Regions from separate parts of the Homo sapiens genome. Here region 2 is linked to region 1. The links are chromatin loops, found by intact Hi-C in ENCODE. Cell type or tissue: Calu3. All regions are shown on one strand.

Region 1 (4,000 bases):
AAATTATTTAGCAAAGAGCAGACATATCGCTTTTTCCTGCCCATGTCCCTTCCTTGGAAAAAATACTTTGTCCTGGATACATGCAGTCTGGATGGGGCCATCAAGCACAGAGCCCTACCCACTCACCCAGTCCTGGCCTCAGGAGACGGGCCTAAAACAGTGTAACACTTGATAGAGTATTTAGTTCAAAGACAGTGGCAGCTCCAGAACTGCCATAGAAGAGGGCTTATGGACTGCAACTGGGTTGAAAGTGGGGCAGGAGACTATTTGGCTTGTCATGAAGTTGCACTTTCACACTAATTTTATTCATACGTTATCTGGGGGTTTGTGTGAACTGAAGCCACTCCGATCCAGTGTGCTCGCCCACGTGTACCAAGTGGGGTCCAGTCTAACCTAGCTATTGGGTTTTTTTCTGCTGTAATTCTGCCTACCAAGAGGAATCACCTGCAGGTAGAATCAAGCCAAGAGGAGGTGAGTGGAGTTGCAAGAAGAGAAACTTAATCCTGGTAACCATATTTCAGCCCCTGGAACATGTTGGTCTTTTTAGATCCATTAACTTCCCTTTTTTTTTTTTTTTTTTTTGAGATGGAGTTTCACTCTTGTTGTCCAGGCTGGGGTGCAGTGGCATGATCTCAGCTCACTGCAACTTCTGCCTCCTGGGTTCAAGTGATTCTCCTGCCTCAGCCTCCCAAGTACCTGGGATTACAGATGCCCACCACCATGCCCAGCTAATTTTTTGTATTTTTAGTAGAGATGGGGTTTCACTATGTTGGCCAGGCTGGCCAGGCTGTTCTCAAATGCCTGAACTCAGGTGATCCACCCGCCTCGGCCTCCCAAAGTGCTGGGATTACAGGTGTGAGCCACTGCGCCCAGCCTAGTTTCCCTTTTTAAGAGGGTATGGTTGCGTTGCTGGATGGGTTGCTGTCATCTGCATCCAAACAGCAATGAGTAGCAGAGATGAGAAGAAGCATGAATGGCTACACCATGGTGGCACACCAAAAGAAAAGAGGTCTAAATTCTAATAATTAACTTCTATGGAAATAGTTCCAAAATCTCATTTCTCATTTTAATTTCTCAACATATCTTTAAAAACTCTTTATTGCAAAAATGATGATTTATTACAAAGTGAATTCTCACATGTAACCCACCACCTGGGTCAAGAAATAGAGCATAGTCAAGCATCCTACAGGTTACCCCTCCCTCCTTCTTAGAGAAAAGCACATTTGTTTTGCCTGTGTGTGTATATGAGTGCCTGTGCGTGTGTGCATTTGTGTGTGTAAGGGGGCTGTTTTTTGTTTTTGTTTTTACTTTGTGAAGTTATCCTTTTATGTCTGGCTTCTTTTGCTCAAAACTATCTATGTGCAATTCATCCACGTTTTGGCTTGTAGGAGTAGTTCATTGATTTTCATTGTCATATAGTGATCTATAGTATGAATATACCACAACTTATCTATTCCGATGTTGACTGACATTGGAATTGTTTCCAATTAGTGTCCACTACAGATAATGTTGCTGTGATATTTCCTATGTGTATATGTAGGAGATAAATTGGTGGGTTATATGACATGTGTCTATTTCAGATATAGGAGATACTACTAATCAGTTTTCCAAATAGATTGTAACAATAATTTCAACTACCAGTGTATGAGTGTTCCCATTGATCTATGTCCTCCCCACACATCATGTATCAGTTGTTTTCATTTTAGCCATTTGGAAGCGTATAGTAATATCTCACTGTCGTTTTTTTTTTTGTTTGTTTTGTTTTGTTTTTGAGACAGAGTCTCACTCTTTCTCCAGGCTGGAGTGCAGTGGTGTGATTTTGGCTCACTTCAACCTCCACCTCTCGGGTTCTAGCGATTCTCATGCCTCAGCCTCCTGAGTAACTGGGATTACAGGCACACACCACCACACCTGGCTAATTTTTGTATTTTTAGTAGAGACAGGGTTTTGCCATGTTGGTCAGGCTGGCAAAACTCCTGACCTCATGATCCTCCCACCTCGGCCTCCCAAAGTACTGGGATTACAGGCATGAGCCACCACACCTGGGATCTCACTGTAGTTTGTTTTGTTTTGTTTTGTTTTGAAACAGAGTCTTGCTCTGTCTCCCCAGCTGGAGTTCAGTGGTGCAATCTCAGCTCATGGCAACTTCCACCTCCTGGGCTCCAGGAATGCTCATGCCTAAGCCTCCCGCGTAGCTGGGACTATGGGCGTGCACCACCATGCCTAGCTAATTTTTGTATCTTTTGTAGAGACGGGGTTTTGCCATGTTGCTCAGGCTGGTCTTGAACTCCTGACTTAAGTGATCTGCCTGCCTCAGCCTCCCAAAGTGCTGGGATTACAGGCATGAGCCATGCACCTGACCCTCATTGTAGTTTTAATTGGCCTTTCCTGATGACTAATGAGGTTGAGCACCTTTTTCTATAGTTATTGGTCAGGCGTATAGCCTCTTTCGTGACATGCATATTCATGATGTTTTTTTCCCTCATTTCCTATGGTTTATCTGTTTTTTCTTGTTCATGTGTAGTAATGCTTTATATTTCTGGAAAGCAGTACTTTATTACTTAACAATTACAAATCAGTTCTGCTATGCTGTGGTTTACCTTTTTATTCTCTTAATATACTTTGATTAAAAGAATTTATCAATTTTAATAGTGTTCAATTTATCAATCTTTTACCTTTTTTGACAAATACATTTGTATTTTGTTTTTGTCATCTTTGTGCTACTTTAGTCATAAATTGAATGTTCAGGTGTATGTGTGTCTTTCTCTCTCTCTCTATCTCTTTTTTTTTTTTTTTTTTTTTTTTTGAGACAGGGTCTCACTCTGTGGCCCAGTCTGGAGTGCAGTGGCGTGGAGCAATCTCAGCTCACTGCAACCTCTGCATCCTGGGCTCAAGTGATCCTACCACCTCAGCCTCCCGAGTAGCTGGGACTACAGGCACGCATCACCAGCCTGGCTAATTTTGGTATTCTTAGTAGAGACAGGGTTTCTCCATGTTCTCCAGGTCGGTCTTGAACTATTGTGCTCCAGCGATCCACATGCCTCAGCCTCCCAAAGTGCTGGGATTACAGGTGTGAGTCACCGCACCTGACCTATGTGTGTCTTTTTTCTAAACTCTATTCTGTTCAGTTGATTTGTTTATCCTTGCACCAATACCACATAATTTTAATTACTGTAGCTTCATAATAAATCTTTATAGCTGATAATGTAAGTCTTCCTGCTTTGGTGTTCTTCAAAGTATTCTTAACTTCTTAGCCCTTTTACTTTCATATATAATTTAGAATCAGCTTGTCAATCTACACACACAAACACACACACACTGGGGTTTTCATGGGGATTGAATTTAATGTATAAATCAATTTGAAGAGAATTGAGGTTTTCACAATATTGAGTTTTCCAATCCAGGAATGTGGTAAATATCTCAATTTATTTAGTTCTTCTTTGACTATTTTCAGTAACATTGTATATTTTCTTGGTGTCTTTGTTTATTTTTCATTAGGTTTAATTCTAGATGTTTGATGTTTTATGATACAATTGAAAATGACATAGTTATTTAAATTTCACTTCCTATTATTGTTTGCTGCCGATATACAAAAATATAATTTTTTTATGTATTGGCTTTGTAGCTAGCAACTTCATCAGATCCACTAGTTAATTACAATAGGCTATTTGCAGATGTTTTTGGATATTCTAAACACACAATCATGTCATCTAGAAATAATGGCATTTTTTTCTCCCTTTCCACTCATTATCTCTTTTATTAATTTTTCTTGCATTATTGTACTTGGAAGAACTTCTTGTAGAATTTGAATGTTTATGGTGATACTGGGCTTCTTAGCTTATTCCTGATCTCAAGGGAAAGCTTACATATTTTGCTATTAAATAGAATGTTTACTCTATGGCATCTGTAGACATTTTCTATCAGATTAAGGACATTCACTTTTATTCCTAGTTTGCTATGAGTGTTTGTCATAAATAGGTGTGAATTTTGTCAAATGCAT
Region 2 (4,000 bases), 120 kb before region 1:
CATGATGATAATACAATGGTTTTTGAACAATGAAATTAAGACTTATTTATATTTGATTTACTTTATAATTTTTCTATAATCCATACATATTATGTTTGGAGTCAGAAAAAAATTGAAGAAAATTTTTAAAGAAATGGAGTTTGTTTGTTTGTTTGTTTGTTTTGATGGAGTCTCGCTCTGTTGCCCAGGCTGGAGTGCAGTGGCGTGCTCTGGGCTCACTGCAACTTCCGCCTCCTGGGTTCAAGCGATTCTCCTGCCTCAGCCTCCCAAGTAGCTGGGACTACAGGCACACAACATCACTCCCAGCTAATTTTTTGTATTTTTTATTAGAGACGGGGTTTCACTGTGTTAGCCAGGAAGGTCTCCATCTCCTGACCTCGTGATCCGCCCACCTCAGCCTCCCAAAGTGCTGGGATTACAGGCTTGAGTCACTGCGTCCGGCCTATTTTTAATAATCTATGTTCCTAACAATTAATATTATCTGGTGGAATTTTGTGCCATGAACAAGCCAATAACCCAATATCAGAAACTAGAGTGAGTATTGATGATCTGTAGCACCTATACCATACAGGCATGTAAATGTCTTGCAACTTCTTGTCTAGCACCTGTGAAATCAGGCTGGCTATAACTATTTTTTTTTTTTTTTAGATGGAGTCTCACTCTTGTCGCCCAGGCTGGAGTACAGCGGTGCGATCTCAGCTCACTACAACCTCCACCTCCCAGATTCAAGCAATTCTCCTGTCTCAGCCTTTCTAGTAGGGGCAGGGGTTACAGGCACCCACCACCACACCCGGCTAATTTTTGTATTTTTAGTAGAGACGGTGTTTCATCATGTTGGCCAGGCTGGTCTTGAATTCCTGACCTCAAGTGATCTGCCCTCCTTGGCCTCCCGAAGTGCTGGGATTACAAGTGTGAGCCACCGCGCCCAGCCTATAACTTTTAAACATTTCTATAGTGAGCAAAACAAAGTATTGACAAGATCCAGAAAAAAAATTCCCAGATGCCTTCTGTCATTACCCTACTTTGGGTAATGGTTCATTTACAAATGCCTGTCTAACTAAACACTTGATACTGTATGTGTTATGGGTTGAGAAGCAAGACAAAATAAGTAGTTCAGAGTTTAAAGTCTAATAGGAGAGGTAAATATGAAGCAAATAATCACGTAACTAGAAGCCAGAAAGATTAGTGAGAGCTCACCAAGCCAAGCTGAGTGGTAAATAAGGCATGAGGCAATATATGCCCCAGCTCTGGAAGCAAGAAGGCGAGTACCTAGTGCTCTCCAACAGCCAGCTCTCCTTCCTTGGCTTGCTTACGGAGGGCTCTACTTCTCAGCTCCTTTGTACTTGGGCAAGTAATGAGTCTGTTTCTGTCCACTAAAATGTGAACAGGAGTCAATATATAGCAATTCCAAGCCTAAGGCAGTCTCTTTCCTCTCCTGACCTTTAGCAGAGGGGTCCATGTCTCGTAGAGGGTACAGGTTACAGGATCATGTCTAGATCATGGAGTCCCCATATAGATAGCGGTCACCCTGGAGAATTGCCTGGACCTGCAGCAGACTGCATTGACAAGAGATACCTTTTTGTGTATGTCCTGTTTCATAGAAGAAATGTGCATCTAGAAATGGCAATATTAATTGCATCAGCTATGGCTGACATTATTATGACATGGTCCCTATGGAGATGCATTCCACAGCATTTTAAGTTGATACTCACTTGCCTGATCTCAAATCTCCCCATCACACACCTCTGGAAACATGCTTTTCTAAGCCCCATTTATTCAATTTCTGGTCAGTTTTCCCTCCCGGGTTGTAGCTGTAAGTAGAGTATACTTCTCAGTAGACTGCCACCAATCCCTAACTGCACATTTCCACGACTCTTTCTTTGAAGCCTCCTCTAGGTAATGTAAAAATTGCATGTTAATATCCAGCATGAGGTTTCTCTGCTTCACTTTTCTTAAACCCTGTCATCAAATATGTTTGCCAAACACAAAATAAACAACATAAAAAGAAGCCACAGGGGGGAAAAGACTACCATGCTTGCAACACACAGTCAATTAAACTCAGAAGAGTACAGTGATGAGCATTTGAGGCATGCTACCCACATATGCCTTGCTATGAGCACACAGACTACAGTCAGCCCCGCTAGTTCTACCTATCCTCATCTGTAGTAATGGCTAACATTACACAGGGCTTACTTTGTGTTAACAGGTTAGAACCAGACCAACCACCTCCATCAATCATGCCAAACTCAGAACTGGAAGAACTACTTCCAGTTCCAACTGAGAATGTCTTAGGACTCACATAAACACTTCCTTCTTCTTTCAGAACTGGCGTCGACCCCCACTTTAAGAAACCAATCAATTCAAAGACTTTTCCCGCTTTTCATATTCCAAGATCAATCACTGAACAATAAAAATTATGCAGTCATTTCCCCTGCTATTTCAGAATTGAAATGTATTCTCTTGCGTCTGTAAGTTTATGAAGTTCATTTGCTTATATCACAATAGTTTTTTGTTGTTGTTGTTTGTTGTTTTTTTTAATAAGAAGCAGGCTTTTCCACAGTTTACAGAACCCACCAAGGCTCAGCTGCCACCGACGAGGACCCCTGAGCCAAACGACTTTGGCATGCAAATCTGAGGGCCCTGAAAACCTCTTCTGTTTCAGATTCCTGGCTTATGGTGGAGAGATGAATCATATTCTGGGTCTGAGATATGATTTCATTGAAGCTTCCAAGCACTGAATCTGATTTTTTTTTCCTGAGAAAATTATATTTTACTGATTGATCTCTTTGGACTTTCTGATTAGACTTCTATCACTAAAAGTTCTTGGTGATATAGCAGTTTTCGTCCAAGCTCAACTTTATCTTGTTCTGTCATCCCATAAACATTATTTGTCAATAAGAGGAAAAACAATAGAGAATGATCAACAGATGGAGTCCCAATAAATCTATGTGCATGATCAAGAGTAGCTGCCAAAATTTGTGCTTATGGCTAAGATGGAGTAATAAGGACAGATTAACCCTCTTGCCCGAAACAACTAACACAAAAGGACGAAATATATGAAACAACATATTTCAGGTTACTAGGTGTCAGGCAGCAATAAACATTGATTGCTGGGAGATGGGAAACAAATAAGATGAGTGATGATTGGCTTGGCTTCAGGCCACAGAACAGAAAAACAGAACCGAAGAGGAGCTTCAAAGTATCCCTGAGTTGAGGAGATGGAGCTGAAAATCTGGAGAAAACAAAGTAGCTAGGGTTTACAGGACAGAGTAGTGAAGATTGTTGCAAGGAAGGAATCATCCAAAATAATTAGAGCTAATAATAGTGGGTACTCACACAGGACAGGGAATAGTGCCCACTCCCACCTGCCAAACTGAAAAACCTTGTAATTCACAAAGCATTTGGTAAAGTGTCTTGCCTTAAGTGTGAAGAATAATTAACCCTACCCTAAGACTGATGAACAAATCTTAAAAGTAAGCCACGAAAGGATCAAACTGTTTTCAAGTAGTTTAACTACATCCCAGAAAAATGCACAAGAATCTTTTATTATTATTATTTAATATTTTTATTTCAATAGCTTTTGGGGTACAAATGGTTTTTGGTTATAGGGATAAATTACATAGTGGTGGAGTCTGAGATTTTTGTGTACCTATCACCCAAGTATTATACATTGTACCCAATATGTAATTTTTTTTATCCCTTATCCCACCCGTCTTCCCCCTTCTGACTCTCCAGAGTCCTGTTATACCAATCTGTTTGCCTTTGTGTATCCACAACTTAGCTCCCACTTGTAAGTCAGAACATACGGTATTTTGTTTTCCATTCCTGAGTTACTTCACTTAGAACAATGGCCTCCAGCTCTATCCAAGTTGATGCAAAGACATTATCTTGTTCTATTTTATGGCTGGGTAGTATTCCATGGTGTATATATACCACGTTTTCTTTATCCACTCACTGGTCAGCGGGTACTTTGGTTGGTTCCATGTCTTTGCAATTGTGA

What was found. Hi-C counts contacts between places; a loop is a spot of excess contacts. Peaks named below come from ENCODE experiments on the same cell type or tissue, not always from the same donor. Only the 100,000 strongest peaks of a DNase experiment are listed, where the experiment ranks them.
Region 2: it touches region 1 in a loop (5-fold over the local background); 12 of 110 quality-filtered maps call a loop at or near these places.

Annotation. Positions count from the first base shown.
Region 1 is chr6:139,225,109-139,229,108 of GRCh38, reverse strand. It overlaps a transcript of TXLNB not described here. Among named protein-coding and RNA genes, the nearest start is that of TXLNB, 65 kb to the left of the region's middle. In Calu3, no CTCF peak of the experiment used is centred here; no DNase peak of the experiment used is centred here.
Region 2 is chr6:139,347,870-139,351,869 of GRCh38, reverse strand. No RefSeq gene overlaps it. Among named protein-coding and RNA genes, the nearest start is that of CITED2, 25 kb to the left of the region's middle. In Calu3, no CTCF peak of the experiment used is centred here; a DNase peak (open chromatin) is centred at 2,229.